Linked DNA regions of Homo sapiens: region 2 is linked to region 1. A link is a contact called in ENCODE Hi-C or POLR2A ChIA-PET data. All regions are on one chromosome and are shown on one strand. Each heading gives the region's core, a stretch centred on a gene start or an enhancer-like site at or near the end of the contact. The rest is flanking DNA. Distances are from core to core; before and after follow the strand shown.

Region 1 (6,598 bases), core at 1,363-3,862:
CTCCCAAAGTGCTGGGATTACAGGTGTGAGTCACCATGCCCAGCCCATTCTTGAGCTTTGAAGGACAAGCAGGGTGTGGCTTGCTAGTCTCCTTGCCCCCATCTGTCCCCCTTCAGTTTATCCACACATGATAGCCAGAGGGATTATCCTAAAACCTAAGAGAGATCATGTCATTCTCTGCTTAGCATCCTCTAATGGTTCCCCATTTCACTCAGAATTATCACAGTGGCCTCAAGGCCCTATTCATCCTGCCTTCCGTGCTGCAGTTTCGGCCATAGCGCTCGGTAGCACCTACTGTTGTGTATTATAGTCATCCATGGGGCAGGACTCCTCGCTGATACCAAAATCCAGGCACCTCAGGTCCCCTATATAAAATGGCATAGTATTTCTACATAACCTGTGCACATCCTCCCATATACTTTAAATCATCTTTAGATTACTTATGATAACTAATACAATATAAATGCTATGTAAATAGTTGTTGTATTGTTTAGGGAATAATAACAAGAAAAAAGTCTATACATGTTCAGTACAGGTGCAACCATTGGAAGCTTAACTACATTTTCTGTCTATGTTTGGTTGAATCCACGATGCAGATGTGGATATGAGGGGTGACTTCTTTGTTTTGTTTTAGTCTCTATCCCTCACCATGATATAAAACTCCATGAGGACAAGGATTTTTGTCTGTTTTGTTCCCAGGGTTCAGAACAGTGTCAGGCACACAGTAGGTGTTCATTAAGTGTTTGTGAATGAATGAGACCCTTCAGGAAGGATTTCCAAATACAGGGCAGAGTAAATGCAAAGTGCAGTGACATGGAAGGGCCCCATGCATTTGGGAAACTTGAGTTCCATATGCCTGGTGCATAAGATGCTGGTGGAAAAGAGGAACAGGATGAGACCAAGGCCAGTGTGGCATTTTTCTATGGAAAAGGCAGAGGAGAGCAGTGACATGGTTATATTTGTGTTTCTGGAAGATTCCATGGGCTGTTGAGAGTGGGTTAGAGCTGAGGAAAGCTGGAGGCAGAAAGACCAGGAAGGAAGCTGTGTAGGCATTCAGGGGAGAGGATGAGGCCCCTGTCCAAAGCAGGGCAGGCATGGACAGAGGTGGGTTTCTAAGAGGCATAGGGGGTCTGCAGTGAGAAGCAAGGTGCCAGGCCTCTTCCCCCTTCTCCAAAACAGGTCATCCTGCTCCCCAGCGGAACCCCACTCCCAGCCAGGCTGACACCCATTCCGAGCCTGGGAAACCCTTCCCTTCAACACTCCACCCAATCCCTTTCTCTGGCTCCCATCCCTCTGTGTCACACGGAGGTCCTCTGAATGACCACAGCATCCCTCAGTAGCCACTCCTGCCATTGCTTGTCCCCACCTGTCATGAAACATTTCATTAGGGTGTTTCTTGTGAACTTCTTGAGGGCAGGGACTGTGGTGTTTCTGTTCCAGACCTGACAGAATTGCACAGTGGTTTAGAGCCTAGGACTTTTGTCTTGGGCAATCTTGGATTTAAATTCTGAGTCTCCCACTTAGTACCTAATTGACTTTCAGTTATGTCCCCATCTGTGAAATGGGAATACAAGTTTTTTAATTTTGATTTTTACTGTTTTTTTGTTTGTTTGTTTGACAGTCTCTCTCTGTCACCCAGGCTGGAGTGCAATGGCACGATCTTGGCTCACTGCAACCTCTCTCTGCCTCCCGGGTTCAAGCGATTCTCCTGCCTCAGCCTCTGGAGTAGCTGGGATTACAGTCACACGCCACCATGCCCGGCCCAGGATTGCTCTGAGGATTAACTGAGCTAATGCATGTAATAGATATTAGCGAGATGTAAAGTGCTCTTATAAACTCTCAGAGCATCCTGTACTCCTGCGCTGCACTTCCCACGCCTGTAAATACTAAATTAACTGCATCTTTACGGCTGGCTTTCTTCCCCACTAGACTGTAAGCACCACGAGGACAGGAGCCAGCATAGCCTAGCATGATTCCTCAACATAGTCACAGTTGTTAAATAATTGTGCTGACTGAGTGGATTGCTGTATTACTAAACACTTAACACGTTTAATTCAACTGAAACTCAGCTGCTAAAGAAGAGAGAATTTTAATCAATCCAAATTGGCCATGGTTCTCCCCAGGACCCCCAGCGCTTGTGGGAGCACAGACAGAGTGGACTTCCCTAGAAGACAGCGGGCGGGGCTGCTGGGCTGGGCAGGTGGGTGGGCAGCTGTTTCAGCACACCCTTTCATAGAAGGGGAATATGGAAGTCTGAGCCTTGAAACTTTGACCTGGGCCCAGCCTAGGGCAAGGTAGGTGCAGCCTGCAGGGTGACCTGGCTGAGTCCAGAGTGAGGTGGCTGCCTTACCCCCCACACTCCTGCTTTAACTGGAAGATGCTGGGATCAGAGGGAGGGGTGGGGCTCAGCCTGCCTGACCCTCTGGGGAGCTGGCAGGCCTGAGATGCTGCAGAGCACTGCAGGTCCCAAGGCTGTATATACATAGGGCCGGGAATGTTTATTTTTCCTTATTGACTTTCTCCAAATAAACCCCTGCCCAGCAGAAAGGGGCTCCCAGCAGCAGCTGTTTACCCAGTGTTTGCGATAAAGAGGCTTCTCCATAGCAACAGGTGGCAATGTGCAGCTCTCGGGGAACATGGCAGGGCCTCGCCGCAGGGCTGTGTTTACCCAAGGGGAAAGAAAAAGGGGCAGAGGGAGATGGAAGGAAGGAGGGGAGGAAAGAAGGGAGGAAGGAAGGAAGGGAGACAGGAAGGGAGGAGAGAGGGAGGCAGACCAGGAGACTGTGGGCTTGGGAGTGAACAGGAGGGTCCAGGGAGGAAGCTCCAGAAGATGGAGTTTGGAGAGTTTCTGTCCTCAGGAAGCTTCCACTGAGAGTTCCTGGTGGGCCCAGAGGAGGGAAGGCTGTCAGGTGATGTGTGAGAAGTGCGTGCCCGGCTAGGCTGGGGTAACTCTGAGCGGGAGTACCTTGCATAGGAGCCAGGGGGCACCTGCTCAGCACAAGCCTGTGTGGCCTGGTCAGAGTGTTAGTCTAAGTCATTGTCTACTGTGTGTGTGTGTGTGTGTGTGTGTGTGTGTGTGTGTGTGTGTGTGTGTCCATTCTGCCCTGGGAGGGAGGTTTTCGTTTTCTAAGACTGCTGTAGGAGCACACAGTCTTGGTGTCTTAAAGCAACAGAAATGTATTGTGCCAACTAAAATGAGCAGCAGGGAGACCAACTCTCCAAAACAAAGGTTTATTTGGGAATAGCAGGGGATTGCAATCTGGGATATGTGTGCTATAACGGGTCATAGGCCCATAGTAGGTCCAAGGGGGTTGGGGCCAGGAGGAAGCTTTTAAAGACAAAAAGGAGAAATCGTGTAAGCAGTTTTGAAACAAAGACCATGGGTTACAGGGTCTCATAGGAATTGGCATAAGCTCTTTGGTGAAGACACCCATTGTCAGGCAAGTGTCCTGGGGCAAGTGGCTTATCTGGAATGCTGCGATTCTGAGGAATTCCTTGCATAGTTCCCATCATAGACATGTATGGATGAGGGCCCCTTCTTCATGGCCCCCTGGCTCCATTTTCTTAGGGTTTGACAGTGACTGTATTTCGATTCTAATAACTTTCACAGTTGTCTCACAGTTCTGGAGGACAGAAGTCTGAGATTAAGATGTGGCAAAGTCAGTCCCTTCTGTCGGCTCTGAGGGGACTATGCCTCTGTTCCTGGCTTCTGGACTGCTGCAATACTTGCTGAACCTTGGCTTGAAGACACCTCACCCCAATCTCTGCTCCCATCATCACATAGCATTTTCCCTATGTGTCTCTGTGGCTAAATTTCCCTCTTGTTGTAAGAACACCAGTTACTGCATTTAGAGTCCACTCCAATCCAGTATGACCTCATCTTAACTGGATTACATCTGCAAAGAGCCTATTTCCAAATAAGGTCACATTCATAGGTACCAAAGGTTAGGACTTGGCATCTTTTTGGAGGACACAGTCGTACCCACTACTGGCGGAGTTGACATGAGGGGAGGGACAGCTCTCTGTAAGGCTGGGATAATGAACCTGCTTGCAAGCCTCTCAGCAGACAGCTTCTTCATGCTCTTGCCATTCCTTCTCTTGCAAAAGAAGGCGGTGGTTCTGGGGTGAAGAAGGGGGCCCCACCCCACTGTCTCATCTAGGTGAAGTCCTCAGGCAGCGGGGAAAGGAGGACTTGAGGCATAAGGAGTGAGTTGCAGGTGACTTCGGGAACCTGGTGCCCGTGTCCATGTCTTACTAACTAGTTGTGTGACTTTGGACAAGTTACTCCTTCCCTCAGTGCCGCTGTGTCCTCATCTGTACCAATGATACCCGCCCCACAGAGTTGTCAGAATTGTGAAGCCCTTGGAACGATTCTGATACATAGCAGGCACCACCCGAAGTATGGCCATTCTCAGTATTTTCCACAAGCCTTGGTTTTTCCACTGGGAGTGCATGGAAACCCAGTTAGGAATGCCACACCAGGGTGCTGCCCATTCCTGCGGAAAGCAGTGACCCAGGCACCAAGATGGGCATGATTTGATGTGGGCATGGCCCTGGCGGAGGAGTCTGTCCCAGAGACCTGGTGTGGGTGAGGACATCAGTGGGAGATCTTCAAGCTGGAAGCAGGGCACTCCTGCCCAAGCAGGCAGATGCACACCGGCACCCCACTCCAACTCACCCAGTGTGCTCAACCCCGAGACTCAGCAGCTGAGTGTGTGAAGGGAGTCAGCGACCAGATTGAAAGCACACACACACGTACACACTTGCATACATACAACTCACAGATATAGATGCTTGCACACTTCACAGAAATACACACACCTCACAGACACACATACCTTATAGACACACACCTTATACACACAGCTCACAGACACACACACGGCTCACAGACACACACCTCATGGGTACACGTACCTCATAGACACACAGCTCACAGATGCACACACAGGCATATCTCACACACACACATACTTTATAGACACACACCTCACACACACAGCTCACAGACACACACCTCATGGATACACACACACAGACTTTATAGACGCACAACTCTCACACACAGCTCACAGACATACACCTCATGAATACACACACACACACTTTATAGACACACACCTCACGCACACAGCTCATAGACACACACCTCATGGATACACGTACCTCATGGACACACAGCTCACAGATGCACACACAGTTCACAGACACGCATACCTCACAGACACACATACTTTATAGACACACACCTCACACATACCTCACACACACGGCTCACAGACACACACCTCATGGATACACACATACCTCACACATATACATTTCACACACACACCTCACACACACGTCTCACAGACACACATCACAGACACACACATCTTATGCACATACCCATCACAGACATGTACACACCTCACACACTTCACACACACACACCTCACACACAGACCTCACAGACATGTCGTACAACTCACACATACCCTTCACATACACACGCACCTCACACACACACATTTCACACACAGACACACACACACACCTCACAGACATTCCCCGCCCACCACACATACGCACAGATGCAGACTTCAGCCACGTAAGAACCCATCTCTAGCCCGATGGGTCCCAAGAGTCCACACAGCACAGCAAAGCTCAAACGTATTTGTTCATGCGCCAATCTTTCTTGAACACCTACTCTGGGCTAGGCGCTGTTGGAGGAATGGCCGGAGACGAAACATGAAGATTTCATTTTCGTCAGGGGGACAGATGTAAGAAAAATGAATAAGCAAATTATATTGTACATTACAGGGAATTTAGTGCTATGGAGAAAAGTGAAGGAGGAAAAGGGATTGTCGGGAGGCTGTAATTTAAAATGCATCCTTCACGCCTTCCTAGGGTCCCCTTTTCCGACAACCCAAGGCCAAGATGTGAGCTGAAGGCCCGCAGGCCCCAGTCTAAGCCACTCTCCTCTGAGTGGGATGGGCTGGGGACAGCAGCCAGAGTTGGACATTTGCCTGGTGCCTGCTGGACTGGCTCCTGCAGCTTCTGTCAGGGTCCCCAGGAGCTGGCGTCCCTGCAGCGGGGCGGGCAGGCACCCCCCAGAGATCTGTTGCTCTCTAACTACAGTGTGTCACCCTCCTCGTTAACTATTCTCATCCTCATTACAGGGAAATGTCCTCGCACTCAAACACAACCACCACGCAGCGCAGTTCCATAGCCCCGCGGAGAGACAGGACATTTTTCTGGAGCTGCTGGAGAGAACAGTCAGAGAAGCCTGGGGAGGAAGAGTTGATGCCTTCTGGAGTTTCTTGTGGCGGGTGGTGGGTGGTGGGGGGAGCCCTTTCCGGGTGTCAACTTTTTCTTTCCTCTCTTCCCCCAGCTCCTGTTTTCATCCTTACCAATGAGAATTCAGCTAATTGTTTACTCCAGGCTTGTGCCTGTCACCAACTAACCCAGGAGGCCCTCAGAGCCAAGCCCTGCCCTTTGCCTCATTCTTTGTAACTGGACACCTGCAAGAGTGCTGGGCACACAGTAGGTGCTCCATAAATGCTACTCAAATGGATAAGTAGGATAAATAAATGCAGAGTTTGGTAGTTCAAGG
Region 2 (6,876 bases), core at 1,450-3,949, 120 kb after region 1:
TTATGTGGTAATATGGAAACAGATCATAAACAGCTACTGTTGCATGCCAAATTTAAAGTTTTGTTGAGCATGTTTCATCTATAGGAAGAATTCCTAATTAAGACAAGAAGCCAGTTTAGTACAAATGTGAATTGTACCATCAGACTTGTTTATACTGTAGTTCTGAAGTTAATATTTCCATGCAAGGAAGTAAAGCGACATGTTTTTCAATGGCAAGTAAAGTCTAAGTGCAAACATAAAAGTCAGAAGAACCATTTCTATGAATTGTTATGACATGTTCTTAATTTAATAACATTTATCAACAAAATAAGTGATAATATTGATATTGCATATCTTCACAAGTGCTCATGGGAAAACATTAATAATTTGATAGCATGTTTTGAATTTCGTTTTTTTGTCAGAAGAAGATATATGCAGAGGAAATTCATAGATCTAGAATCCATATTTTCCCATCGAAAGATAATTTAAACTATAAGTTTTAGGATAAAGTTTTGGAACTGGCTACTGATAAAGGATTGAAGATGCATTTTGAAATTACAGCATCGCTTGCTTCCTTTTGTAAAAGTTAAATATAAAACTGTTGAGCTTGTCGGAATTGCTTTAAAATTTCTTCTATTTCTGACATTATACCTCCGTGAGACCAGTTTTCTGGGCTTCTACTGTGAGTATTATTTTAAAAAAAATCAACACAATTTCTTTATACATTATCTCCTAAGTGATGTGGTGTCATAAATAGTTCTCAGATTAGGAAAGTTACCAAGTAAGAAAAGTGCTCATTTGTCACATTATAATCCTTAAAAACGGAAAGACAGGGTGTTTGTTTGAAGGGTGCATATTGGCATTTAATATGGAGAACTGCAATTTCCCTTCTAGCTTTGTACTTAGTTTTAACTGAGGAATGACAAAACGTTATGGGTATACCGTTAAGCCACTACATCAATCACCTTTAGGCACACTTTCAAATGAACAATGTATACAGTTTTTATAAATTTTTCCCTATGTGATATTTGTTCTGATTGTATTCATTAAAATGTAATTTTATGTTTGTCAAATTTAATAAATGTTGGGCTTGTACTTTATATATCTTTTTCTTATTTTTCTAGTAATTTTTTTTTACTGTATTTTACAAAAAAAATTACTCATGTGAATTGCAGATTTTTTTTTAGAAGGTCCTCTTCCACAGGAACTGTGGGTAGCTCTGCTCTGAGCAGGAGTTTGGCACACTTTCTGTAAAGGGTCAGGGATGAGCCATGTGGTCTCTGTCACAGCTGCTCAATTTTGCTGTCACAGCATGAAAAGGGCCACAGACAATAGGTAATTGAGTGGGCATGGCTGTGTTCCAAAAAATAACTCCACTTATAGGCACTGAAATTTGAATTTCCTGTATGTCACAAAATATTGTTTTTCTTTTGATTTTTTTTCACTCATTCTTAGTTTTTTTCACTCATTCTTAGTCCCCGATCTGGACTATGAGGGATACCCATAGTATCTTGGTATCTAGACTACCCAGATACCACTGGCTCTACATGGTGGGGGCAGCCAGTGGATGCACCTTTCCTGGGCACCTACTATGTACCAAAGATGCCGGGTGGTCCTGCCCTCCTGTAGCAGGGTCATATAGGCTGACTGGTCAGCATGCTCACCGGGTCTGTTTCAGCATCTCTCAGGAGGCCCAGGCTGCAGGCTTGGGAGTCATGCAGACTGTGAGATGGCTGCTCTTGTGCACATATGAGTTCCCCCTGCACCTGTTCCCAACAGCCTTCCCAGGAGACTGGGGCGTGGGCATGGGTGGCTTCCACGATTGGGAAACCAGGGGTGATGGAGGCACCAAAAGGGGGTGAGGGGCACCCCTCTGAGGACCCTAGGGAAAGAGCTCACCTGGAGATACCACCAGATAGAATCTGACGGACTTAGAGACAGAGTTGTCAGAAGGGCGGTAGATTCTACACCAGTAATGTCCTGAGTCTTCCTCTCTCAGATCAGTCATGGTGACAGTGAAGAAGCCAGCATCAGGGTCGTCCCAGATTGTGAATCGAGAGGTCCAAGCCATCGTCCTGGGCTTGGAGCTGGTGACTAACCTGATGCACACAAGTGCTGAAGCCTCCTTACACCAGCCTTTCTTCTCGTAGAGACTGCCCGTGGGCGGGTACTGGCATCTCACGGTTAGCGTCTGCCCTGCCACACTTTGAAGTACCTGAGCCTTGGATTGTGCCTGAGAGCCTGGAGAATGATGAAGTAACGCATAGGTCAAGGCCACGCGCACAACCTGCCTCACAGCAGGCCTCTGGCCACAGAGCCACCTGCTCCCTGACCCTGCTGTCCTGACAGTCCCCACCACACCCATCTCCTCTGCTCCCTGGGCTCCTCCTCCCCCTCACCTGGGAACAGCAGCAGCAGCAGTAGCAGTGGGTGTAGGGCTCGCCAGGCCATGTGGTCCTTTTCCTGTGCGCTCATGGGAGGGGACACCTGGAGAAGACTGGGGAGAGGGAATTGGGAGCTGGGCCTGATTCTGCTGCTCTTCCAGCACGTCTGATAGAAAAATGAGACAGGCTGAGGCCTGGGTTGGGGAGATGGGAGACTGCAAAGGGCAGATTCTGTGGGCACAGGGAAGTGGGGATCTCCAGCTGTAGGTGAGTCTGGGTCTGGTGGGCTCGGCGCTGTCTGGCACACAGCTTCCCAGGCCTCTGTAGAAGATGCCTGCTCTCCCCTGTGCCCAGCTGCCCCTCCCCACCATGACCTACCCCTGAGGGAGGAGCTGAAAAGGCCAGGAGGAAACTGTGGGCGAGTTATGGACTGCTTCCCCCTTGCTCCCTCTGTGTGCTGCCTCTCTTCTTTGCAGGGCCCTAGCTTTGCCGCCCTTTCCAGGGAAAGGCAGGCTGAGGGTGGATGACAAACTCAGGGGCACTTGGAACCCTGATCACAAGCCCCAAGCCTCACTGGTCACAGGATGGCCAGGGACGTCATGCCCAGGCCTCCATGGTGGGTCAGTGATGTGCTTCCACTCTGGGAGTTTCGTGGGTGCGGGAAAGGAGAGGGGAGAGGAGGTGGAGATTCAAAACCAGCAAGGGAGGCTAGGGAGGGTCCCTGGCAAAGGTCGGGGAGGGGAGGGTGGGAAGAGCACACGGAGCATGGGATGCATCAGTGGGGTGGGGTAGAGGGAGCCCAGGAACCAGGACCTGGCCTCATCTCTGCATCCTGGACCTCTGCCACTTAAGGACCCTGGAGAAATATTGTTTAATTAAAACATAAACAGATGAAAGACTCTAGCATATTTTTCTTTAGTTAATGTCAGCACTTTGAAGATTCAGTTTTAAAATACGATGCAATTTACAAAGAGAACGAGCTAATATATCTTAGGACTGGTAGAGACACTGTGTGTAATTGCAGTTGCACCACTGGGGGCTCTGCTGGACTGGCGATCTGCTGCCGGGAGCTCTGTGAACAGAGGTAATAACTGAGACGGGAATTGGAACTTGTCAAGTGGACTCGATTCCAAGTCCACTGCTTTGCCTGCCCCTGGACTCCTGCTCTCCACTCCATCTCAGTACACTGCCCTTCTCCTTACAGTAGGAGTATGCAGAGACTGAGAATGGGAAAGGCAGAGGGGTATGCAAAAGGAGGACACAGTAGGGCTATCAGATGTTGGCGCCCAAGGGCCCAAGGTGGGAAAGCAGGCTGGAGCTCCAGAGCTAGAAGACAGCTCAGGGAGCGATGCCCGCCACTCACTCACACAAGCATTATTTACAAAGCATTCTCATGCACACTTTCTCAAGACCCTCAGCAGGTTCGCGAGGGAGACATTACTTCTCTTTTTCACAGATGTGAGAACTGAGGCCCAGATATGGTCAGCCACCTGCTCAGAGTCACACAGGACCAGAACAGGCCTCCTGACTTCGGTCTGGAGCCTTCCGGCTGGTCTGGTTGAAATGCGACCCACAGACATGACAGGAAACCAGGGGTGAGAAAGAGGCTCCCACTGAATTGCACACACAGGCGGAGGTGAGCTTTTAGGGGGTTTCCTCGCCGACAGTGGGGCCCAGCTTCTCCCTGAACATAATTACATACCAAATCAGGGTGGGGGCATCCTCCCGAGGGGGAGGAAGGCGGCCCTGTCCTCAGATGGCACCGAGGCACGTCACCGTGTGTGTGTGTGTGTGTGTGTGTGTGTGTGTGTGTGTGTCAGCAACTGTGTTCCCATGCTGACTTTCCCCTTCTCTGACCCCTGCTGACTCTAAGTGACAGCTCCTTCTTGTAGCTTACAAGAGCACCCCTTGCTATGTGCCACTAGCTGTGTGTCTCTTCAGCCTGCAGCCAGCTCTGTATCGTTCTCTGCTGTGTCAGAGTGTGTCGTCTCTCCCCAGGGGACAGGAGCTCTCAAAGCGGGGAATCTGCCCCTCTCTCTGTGTTGTGGCTTCCCCACCTGTGTGAGTGGGGTGGGCACCCTCCACATAGACTTGGGGCCTTGAGCACCCTAGGGGGAGGCCCCTGCTGGAACCATCTGCACGCTCAGCTTCCTCTGGCATCTGGGACCTGGGGGCAGGGAAGCCTGGGCTTAGGCAGCCCCTCATCCAGGCTGGGACTGGCCCTGCTCCCTGGGGACCCACAACAGCCCTTGTCACAAGTTGAATTTCTGCAGGAGGGACTGGGGCAGGTAGCTGTGGTGGGATCTGGGGCCCTTTCAGAAGTCTCTTGAAGAGCTAGGGATAGTGCCTCCCCCTTGGCACGATCAGAGCAGGGCACAGCAAAGTCCTGTCAAAGAGCCTGGGGTTCTGGGGGATTCTGGGTTCCCTGCCCACCCTCTGAGAAGGTCCCTCAGAGAACTTGGGAACCTCAGCAACCTCCTCTCCCAAACTCATTGTCACACACACTCACAGGAACCCAGAGAAGGAGCTGGGAGAGCTGGAGACTTCATGTACTTGCTTTTCTAGCAAGGCCCAGTCTAGCCTGCAACAGTGGCTCCGAGCCTGGGTAGGTCCATGGGAAGGGAGGGCTGGCCTCTGATGCAGAAATGGGGAAAGCAGGGAGCCGTAGAGGTCTGGAGGTGATCCCCAAAACGCAGCACAGGGCTAAGCTAGGCTGGGCAGGGGTGAAGGGGTAGCTGTAAATTTCCCCCATGATAGAACCAGAAGTAGCAGGGACAAAAGGGAATTTCTCTCAGTGCTGATTTCACAACTGAGGGAGATGAGGTCCAGAGAAGGCAAGTAGCCTTTCCACAGTCACTCAGCTATTTCAGGGCCAAACCAGGACTAGCACCCAGGCCTCCTCTCTCCTGACCTGGTGCTCCTCCTGGGCTCAGAGATTCTCCATGGGCACTTCCTTACTCTTCATCCAGGCTTGCCTTTTGCAGATCCAAGGAGTCTTCTCCCTGAACCCCAACAAGTCTGCTTATACCTCTGACCCCAATGGCTCTCTGCCCCAGCTCCAGCAGGATCCTTCAGTCATCAATTGCCCTGACAGGGTTATTCCTGCTCCCATGACAATGGTCCCATAACAATGGCCCTTCCTGGTCCCAGGATGCCAGGTTCAAAGCATCTGGTCTCAGAGCAGCTTTTTCCCTGCCAGAGAGGTCAGAGGGACCTGAGCTACTGCCCACACAAGGCTGCAGTCTGGGCGCACAGCTCCCTCACAGGAAGTTCAGGGTGGGTCAGGCACAGAACCAGGCTTCCACCCTAAGCACCCTGCGGGAGGCCTGGGCTCAGGGAGTGCAGGAAGCAGCCATCTCCCCAGCTGGGTTCTCCCTGCTTCTTCTCCTTCCTTACTCCATGGAACCAACCCCATCCTCCAACCCCCTCACCCCGTTCAGCCGCCCCCAGGGCCCCGGTCTCTGTGCTGCCTGGTGCTGTCAGCCCTTCATGTGCTCCCGAGCTGCAGGCTGGAGCAGGGGGAGTATGGCTGGGTTTGGCCTGGGGCCAGAGAGGAGGAGCGAAATGGAGCACAGTGGGGACAGCTGTGCTGGTAAAGGTGGTCAGCCTCAGAAGATGAGACAAAAATCAGGGGTAGGGTTAGAAAATTATGTTTAACATCGATTTCAATATCCTTTGGCCGTCATCTCTGTTTGCTCATTTGCTTATTACAGGCCAATCAAGATCCTTGCCTTTAAACTCTCAGGCCCTCACCCAAGTGCACCCACACTCACACAGACACTCACTCCCTCCTTCAGCACTCCCTCCTTCAGCAGACCACTCTGCTCCATAGAAACCAGCCCCAAGTTAGGGGGTGACAGAGCTGGAGAAGGGCAGTCCTGGAGAGGAGCAGGGCCAGGCGGTGCACACACTTCACGAACACCCTGGGGGCAGCAGCTATGGAGGTCTCTGAAGGCTTCAGCTCAGCACAGGCCGAGGGGCGATGCTCAGCTCTTGCCACTCTGGGACAGCTGAGATAATGAGTAAGGAAGGGGCCATCCAGTGCCTGCAGAAGACACCTACCAGTACCTAAATCCCTGCTGTGGTGGGACCCTCCCACATTGCTGTCCCCAGCCCCTCTGGAACACTCCCTGTGCATCTGATCCAACGCCCCAAACAGGGGAGACCAAACCCAGTTCAGCCTCTTTGCCCAACCTGAGAATCTTCCTCCTCCATGATCTCCCCTCTTGCTTTAATTTCCCTAAATCACTCAGTCACCACCACGGCCAGCTCCGGCTCCCCTCTGTCCCCGCTCTGTTCTGCCAAGTTCAGGCTGCCCAGCTCAAACACGTATCTGCACATCTGCCCTTAGCTGACTCCTCCCTTCAGCCTCCACCTTCTCAGGGGCTCCTGTGGACAGCTCCTGGGGGAATTCTCCCTGTGCAGCATCTTGACAGGGCCCCAGCCCTTACTCTCTCCGAAGCCTACTGGAGATCACTCTGCAGGGAATGCATTGCAGGTTCCACAAGGCCTG

The links. Hi-C counts contacts between places; a loop is a spot of excess contacts on that map. ChIA-PET counts read pairs that join two places held with the same protein, here RNA polymerase II (POLR2A). Pooled maps may share reads with other maps.
Region 2: a loop to region 1 is called in a pooled map, with 2.8 times the contacts of the local background. The contact joins the promoter of NCR2 here to the enhancer-like site in region 1. A Hi-C loop is called at or near these places in 1 of 168 maps with a recorded cell type or tissue (natural killer cell) and 3 of 50 pooled maps. POLR2A ChIA-PET finds 5 or more read pairs at or near these places in 1 of 52 experiments (GM12878).

The regions. Positions count from the first base shown.
Region 1 is chr6:41,452,887-41,459,484 of GRCh38, reverse strand. LOC112267957 (a long non-coding RNA gene) reads left to right here. Exons shown (of 3, transcript XR_002956346.2): 3 at 6,165-6,596. Among named protein-coding and RNA genes, the nearest start is that of LINC01276, 46 kb to the left of the region's middle. RefSeq lists enhancers at 2,111-2,898, 6,592-6,598 and a silencer at 3,340-3,634. Within about 2 kb of position 2,612, at least 5 of the 41 ENCODE cell types and tissues checked have a DNase peak (open chromatin) inside an H3K27ac peak, as active enhancers do.
Region 2 is chr6:41,331,431-41,338,306 of GRCh38, reverse strand. It overlaps NCR2 (natural cytotoxicity triggering receptor 2), which reads right to left and starts at 2,699. Exons shown (of 5, transcript NM_004828.4): 1 at 2,379-2,699; 2 at 1,879-2,220. The coding sequence starts at 2,430. RefSeq lists an enhancer at 3,952-4,081.